Linked DNA regions of Mus musculus: region 1 is linked to region 2. The links are chromatin contacts, found by POLR2A ChIA-PET in ENCODE. All regions are on one chromosome and are shown on one strand. Each heading gives the region's core, a stretch centred on a gene start or an enhancer-like site at or near the end of the contact. The rest is flanking DNA. Distances are from core to core; before and after follow the strand shown. Region 1 overlaps Itgb5 (integrin beta 5). Region 2 holds the start of Itgb5 (integrin beta 5).

Region 1 (3,790 bases), core at 1,006-3,505, 93 kb before region 2:
TCTTTAACTCCCAGAGATCCACCTGCCTCTGCCAGAGTACCAGGGTGAAAGGTGTATGACCTCATGCCCCGTTCTGACATTTTTCATCACCCTATTAAATTATTTATATTATGCTGCTTCTGGACATTTATGATGGCTGAGAGTGCCCCCTTCCTTGAATTCACAGTAAAGCTAGGAGTATGTTAATAGCTGATTGCAAGAAGAGCAAAGGAGTGAGGAAGAGCCACATACATCTGGGCGGGTTGAAGGAGGGAGAGGGAAATCACTGAATACTTCCTATCTGGAACCGATAACCAGTTCACCACCATCTTCCACAAATGGCAGACGAGAATGAAGAGTTAGGGCTGAAGTCACAGTGACTTCATTTTGTAGGCAGCAGAGCCACCCGAGGGCCTCATGCAAGTGTGTGCATCGACTGTCCTGCAGAAATGACTGGGACCACTGGTTGGCATTGATGCACGTCAGCCTCTCAGGATGCCCTTCCCGGAAGGATCATCAGTACCACTGCGTAACCCTCACAATCACTGGGTGGCTAAGACCAACGCCTGGCTTCTGAGTAGTGGTTGGTTAAGAACTTGGAGGAGAGGAGGGGACCTGATAAGCCCTGGGCTCTAGCCTGAGGTCAGAACAGGAGGAAGAGATATGGCTGGTGGCAGGCATGCCGTGTATGTAGGTCTATTACCGATTGAACTAAACAGTAACTCTTTCCTTGGCCTTTTAAGCTCAGCTTACCTCTGAGTCTTATTTCTCACCCAGATTCCCGAGTTTACCTGCCAGGCTGCAAAACTTGACCCTGCTACTTTCAGAGGAAAAATAGTTCCCACTAACTGCCCTTTTGCCCATGGCTCACCCACGCACCCTCCTGCCCACCTTTTTGGAATGCTGACTATCTGTCCGGAGAGGCTATTTCTGGAAGCCCTACTTAATCTCTGTAAATCGAAAAATACTTTTTAGGCATACATGGCCGACGTCGTGATGGGTGGTATTTCATTTGGCAAGAAGGAACCAAGAACTGAGCCCTTTAATCACAGGAGTCTTCTTAGCTACAGAGGCCTGTCGCAACTGTTTTAAATCTACCAAGAACCAACGGCAACCCCGAGATCTGTTCTTGGATGCTGGGAAAGATGCCTCAAGTTTCAGACCCCCATTTTCATCTCTTAGAAGGAATTCGGTGTTGTTTGGTTCTCTCAGTATTTACCACATAACGAAGTAGGATACGTATTATAAAACCCTATTGCAATGTACATTGGGGGCCTCACGGTTACAAGATCAAAAAGGCTCTGCTCAAAGGTTTACAGTTGGTTAGATTTTTAAATTTCTCATTCTAAGAGACCCAACAGGCAGGCTCGCCATGAGATTTTTAAATGTAAGCTCTCAACAGCTTCCTCTAAGAGCCCAGGAGATGACTCATGGGACACAGATCGCCAAGCAGCACAAAGTCTGAACGAGTCTCTTTTACTGCATTAAAAACGCTGAACAGACCCCACCTCTTCTCACATTTAAAGAAACTTTGAAGGGTCAACACTTCCCAGGAATCAGAATAGAAGTGTTCCCAAGGGCCTCATAAAACTCCCGTTACACACGGAAATTGTTTGGGGACAGGACTATTCTGTAAATTACTTCTCCTAGAGACCAGAGGAGAGCCACAGTGAGAGCCCTGGGCGCAGAGGCTGTTCCATGGTGATGTGTCACAAGAACAGTAACAAAAATGCTCAATTGCTTCCAGACCTGGTCTCGGTTGCCTTGCTGCTCATTTTGATGATGGAAAACCTCTCCCAATCCTGAATTCTCTTGTCTTTTTTTCTACATACTCCTGTCTCTCTCAACGGGGGTCAAGGACTGCAGGCCCACCAGAGGAAGCACTAGATAAATGGAAGGAGCTTATCTGCTGTTCCCACTGGTTCTGGCCCCAAGCCTGTCTCAGCAACTTCTTCCAGTACACTGCCCTCCCCCCACCCCCAACCACCACCATTACCTCAAGACAGACCTCAACCACATGACCCACTTCCAGAATGGGCTGCAGGGGCGAGGGGCAAGGAGAAGTGCCAGAGACTGCTGAGGTTGACGGTTTGAGAGCCTGAGTCAGCACCATCAGGAGCTGAGTGTTAGGAAATCAGCTTCTCTCCCACGAAAACCTCAAACGAAGCAGCTATCCCAGTTACCTAAACTAAACCAGTGTGCGCAGCCCCAGAGCAGAGCTCAGGCCGGTCACAGGGACCCCAGAACTGGAGGGAGGACCTGCCCACCACTGCTCAGCTGTGCCCGGAAGGAGCCAGATGGTCCGAGACGAGGAAGCACGAGGTGCCCTCCCCTGCACGAGTGTGTGTCATTAAGCCTTGTCTGGAGCTGTGTTTGCTTTAAGCTCATCTTAATTGAACCAATTCCACAATGACCTCAGTGCAGAAACCCCTTTCTCCAGGAAGACCTGGAGTGCTTTCACGCTTCGGCTAGTGTGGCTTTTAAAGGGGAAGATCTGGTGGGATGTACGACGAAGGGTCAAAATGTTCTACTCAACAGTTGACTAAAGTAATTCAAGCTCCGCTCTGGAGAGGGAGGGTGACTTATAGGACACAAAGTCATACGAAGACACGGATGCTAGCTTGGAAGGAAAGAAACTAACCCCTTAGGGTGAGGAAAACGTAGATGACTTTAAACACTGCTTTCTACCATTCAGAACATTCTAGATTTGAGAAGAATCCTTCTGTTCTCTGGAAAAGCAGTTCTCTTGACAACACGGAGAGCGGGACAGAGGAGAGTACATGGGAAGTAAGAAAAGGGCCCCTTGGACTGGTTTGCCAGATGGTCTTCATCAATCCTGACCATCACAGACCGAGACAGCACAGCCTGACCACACTTGCATCAGCTTCCTGTTTCCCAAGTTTTCTTTAAGGTCTGAGTGTAACGTGTGTGTGTGTTACGGCAACAACCCCATCTTAGGAAGTTGGTGCCCTGTTTGTCCACATAGGAGCTTCAGATCTCAGGACCCCTCTGGGGTCTGAATCCATGGCCCATGAGAGTCTCAAGGCCACAGGGTTAGATGGGTAAATGGAAAAGACCACTGGGGGGGGGGGGGCTTGCAGATACACGCTTTGGCAGAACTCTGCAATGTAAGATGAACTCAGAACTGTGGGTTCTGGTGGTTAAATAAAAAAAGTGTGTTGACTCAGCCTCAGAATCGCCAGAAGTCGACTTGCACACCCTGCATCAAATGCCCTGTGCCCGTTAGGCTCTGTGCTCACTAAAGCTCCTGGTTTATGTCTCCCTCCATTCTCAAAGTAATGCAGAAGCAAGCAATGCTGGCCCAGTCATAGAGATGGGAAAACCAACATCCAAGAGCAGCCAAGTATCTGGCTATAAACTGGGCAGATGAATTTGCACAGGCAAATCCGCTCCCGAACAACACGGGCTAAGCAGCCTGCTGGAGCAAAAACATTCCCAAGGGTTATATCTGACTCTTGATTTCAAGAGAAAAACACTGTAAAATATTACTACTAATACAACCAGGGCGTCTGCTGTGACTAAGGGGAGTAGAAACTCCATCCCACCATGCTAGGATTCTTTAAACACAGCCCCCAGGACCCAGAGGCTCAACCGGACACTGCCAGCTCTCAGGGGGCGTGGCTCTGACCTATATACAGCCAGGGTCCTCCTTTTGTGGCAGGTGTGTGCTGGGTACATTGGGTCTCATTTCTCACAACTCCACACCTGCAGCAACCCATCCCACAATTTCTGTGAACCTACACAGAAGCATCTCACTAACGCCAGAGAACTACCACCCTGATGGGTCCCA
Region 2 (3,623 bases), core at 519-3,018:
AATCAGAGGGCTAATCGGAAAGAAACTAGAGCCATCCCAAAGTTGAATTTCGAAGACTGCTAACAGAAAAAAGAAAGAAAGAAAGAAAGAAAGAAAGAAAGAAAGAAAGAAAGAAACTAAGGTAAGGTTGCTGAGTGTTTATTCTGACAAAAATGTTAAAAACACCATCACACACACACAAGATAAAGTTTTAGTTTGGTTATAAAGAATATAACTTCAAACTAAAACTCTGTCCTAAAGAAGTGAGGTCAGTCGACAAGGATATATTCCAGAGGATGGTGATTCAAGCTACATCTCTTTGCGTTTCCCTGGGGACTCTTTGGAACACGAAAGATGTGGACACTGGTTGCCAGATTTGAGGGAGGGGTGGGTGGGACCCACTGATCTACTTATTTTCCCAGAAAAGCAGCCTTGCTACGCTATTAAGTTTGTACTGGGGCCTCAGCGACATTTTTTGGTTTCCTCAACTCCCTCCTTGCTCTCAGATGGAAACCTCAACCTCCTTCATGTAAATGAGACGGGTAGGGGTAACAGAGTTCTCCCCTCAAGCAGCCAGGCAACCACTGGGCTCAGAGAGGCAAACAAGTACCTCGGGCTTGAAAGTGAATAGCGCACTCTTAATCAATACACAATTACTTCCGACAGGAAGAGGAAAGTTCGGAAACTCCTCTTTGAGTGGGTAGGTTTGGAAGAGGTAGGAGCGTCAACTATCATTCTTCCTATAGGGATTTTTTTTTTTAAGACAGGGTCTCATTGTGTAGCATGCTAGGGTTAAAGGCGTGTGCCACCACTGTCCGGTCCCTAAACTTAATTGCCACTCCCAAGTCTGAAAACTGAACGCAGGTAGCTGGGGGCTCCCGCATCAGCGCCAGGGTGCATCCGGCTAAGGTAGCGCCAGCAGCCCCTCCGCAGTCCGGACACAGTGTTTGTGAATCACAGTACCGAACAGTATCAGATGGCGGTGTACCAGGTGGGGCAGCGACTTCGGACTTACAGAGAGTAATGACAACTTTCAATTTAGAGCAAACTTCGAAAGTTGCATTATCCACAGACCTCCGGGATGACTCGGTCGCCACACTTTGGCCCCCACATCACTCCCCGCGGGCCACAAGGGCCGCTTTGTGCAGGCGAGCGAAGAGCTAGGGCCCCAGCACCGGGCCCGGAGGCTTCCCCTCCCAAGTCCCCAGCGCCCTCGGGCTCCGCCACCAGACGCACACTGTTTACACAGGAAGGGAAGGCTCCTCCTCAGCCCGGGAGGGAACCCGCCAGCGCACGCAGATCTGATGCCCGCGCCTCGCCGACCCTTCTGGGAGCGCCCTGGGGTGCACTGCACCCTCGGCTCCCGCAAGCGGCCGCGGGCGAGCAAAAGTTGAGGAGCGCGCGGCGGGGCGGCGCGGCTTACCTGCGAGGCGCGGAACGAGCGCGCAGAGCCCGAGCAGACAGGCGTAGAGGGTCGCGGGCACCCGCGGCATGATGCGCGCCGCTCGGCTGGGGCGCTCGGCGGGGGCGGAGCGGGGCCGAGGCCGGGGACCGCAGCCGCATGCCGGGCGCTGCGCTCCGGCTCACGGCGCCCGCGGCCGGGCTGGTCCGCGCCCGGCCGCCACCATCCTCCTCGCTGGCCCGCTGGGACGCTCGGAGTTGTCGCTGCTCCGGACGCACCCTCGCCGAGTCCCCCGCGCGTCTACTCTCGGAGACCCTTCCCTTTTTCCTCGGCCGCCAGCCCCCACTCTTCTCTGCTTTCTCCTCCCCCCTCTCCTGCGGGCCGCCACTCGGTCAGTTTACGGCTAGGCGGGACGGGGCGGGGCGAGCTCGGGCCGGACCAGCTCCGCCCTGCACCGGGACCCGCCAGCACGCCTAGATCCTGGGTTGCCCAGGTGGCTGTCACAGCTGACCCACTTGTGGGGATCGGGTGTTCGAAACTTCTAGTTAGGGTCTCCCTCCCCGGTCTTGGAGTTGGGAGGGGGCGGGGCGCGCTCCATTAGGCCTGCAGAGATTACTTGGGCCAAAGCAATCTCAGTTTTGACTTCAGGATCGTGGGGCAGTTACGGCTTGGATCTGTCAGGCCATTTCGTCATGCCACAAGCGCATGCCAGGCCAGGCCTCGCCCGAGAATATTCAATCCAGACGCCACGCTTGGGATGGGCAGGGGAGGACACGTGGAACGTGGAAGTTCAGGTGAAGCGGAGGGCACCCTGGTGAGCAGGCACTGTGATAAGTGCTAACATCCCTCCCGTTGTTTAGGTGAGCAAACTGAGCCACCAAGGGTTAATATACTGGAGGAAGCGACTGCTAGCTTTTTCCCTGAAATCCAGATTTAAGTAAGGCAGCCTAACCTTTGCCTATTAAGAACCAGCTGGAGCTGGGCATGGTGGCACACGACTTTACACGGCACTTGGGAGGCAGGGGCAGTCAGATTTCTGAGTTTGAGGCCAGCCTGGTCTACAGAGTGAGTTCCAGGACAGCCAGGGCTACACAGAGAAACCCTGCCTCGAAAAAACCAAAAGAAAAAATAAATAAATAAAAGAAGAAGAAAAAGAAGGAGGAGGAGGAAGAGGAAGAGGAAGAAGAAGAAGAAGAAGCAGCAGAAGCAGCAGCAGCAGCAGCTAGAAGGTCAGGACTTGGCGGTGTAGGTGCAAAAACCTACCTAAGGCGTTTGAATCTTAAAAACTTTGTTGTGTCCACCTTTCAAACTCTTAACTGGGTGGCACTGACAGGAGCCAGTTTGTAGTGTGTGCATAGGGAAAAGTGAACCAATCCAGAGCAAACTTCAAAGTTCATCCTTGGACCATATGCAAATTCGTACTCTGTCCTACATTGCTTTGTTATGACTTAAAAGTCATATTTGGCCGGGTGTGGTGGTGCACGCCTTTAATCCCAGCACTCAGGAGGCAGAGGCAGGCAGATTTCTGAGTTCGAGGCCGGCCTGGTCTACAGAGTGAGTTCCAGGACAGCTAGGGCTACACAGAGAAACCCTGTCTCGAAAAAAAATCATGTTTGCTGCTAACCATTATCCAGTAGAATTCATGCTGCATGCCAAGCGTGGTGGCGCACTCGGGAGGTAAAGGCAGGCAGATTTCTGAGTTCGAGGCCAGCCTGGTCTACAAAGTGAGTTCTAGGACAGTCAGGGCTATCTATACAGAGAAACCCTGCCTCAAAAAACCAAAAGAAAAAAAAAAAAAAAAAAGAATTCATGCTGCAGAAACAGCCCAGGTAGATCTTGGAATTACCTGGCCCTTAGGGCAATAGCCTTGGGGCTATGCTTATCCCAGCTTAGAGGTGGCTACTACATTATGGGAGCTGATCAAAGAGTTTGAACTGGAGTGTTGCTTGGTCTGGCAGGAAAGTGTAGGATGAGCTAGAAGGTGAAATACTGCTTTAAGTACAATGGTGGCTTTCCTATGCCATGCATTCTTTGAGTTCAGGGCCCATAGTATCCCATCTTCTCTGCACTCAAAATGAGCACTTTGTAGCGGCTGAAATATCCTACTTTGTCCCACATCTGGCACGGACCACCATTTATCTAAATTGCACCTGGAAAGTGCTGTGATCCAACTTGCCCTAATTCTTACCAGACCCCTTCTGTCTTATCTGGTGGTTCTCTGGGTCCCCAGCCTGCCCAGACC

What was found. ChIA-PET counts read pairs that join two places held with the same protein, here RNA polymerase II (POLR2A).
Region 1: POLR2A ChIA-PET joins it to region 2 with 13 read pairs in Patski. The contact joins the enhancer-like site here to the promoter of Itgb5 in region 2. POLR2A ChIA-PET finds 5 or more read pairs at or near these places in 3 of 5 experiments (Patski and embryonic stem cell).

The regions. Positions count from the first base shown.
Region 1 is chr16:33,920,767-33,924,556 of GRCm38, reverse strand. The region is part of intron 10 of Itgb5 (integrin beta 5); the gene reads right to left. Among named protein-coding and RNA genes, the nearest start is that of Umps, 44 kb to the left of the region's middle. Within about 2 kb of position 2,255, at least 2 of the 3 ENCODE cell types and tissues checked have a DNase peak (open chromatin) inside an H3K27ac peak, as active enhancers do.
Region 2 is chr16:33,827,810-33,831,432 of GRCm38, reverse strand. Itgb5 (integrin beta 5) reads right to left here and starts at 1,768. Exons shown (of 15, transcript NM_001145884.1): 1 at 1,403-1,768. The coding sequence starts at 1,472.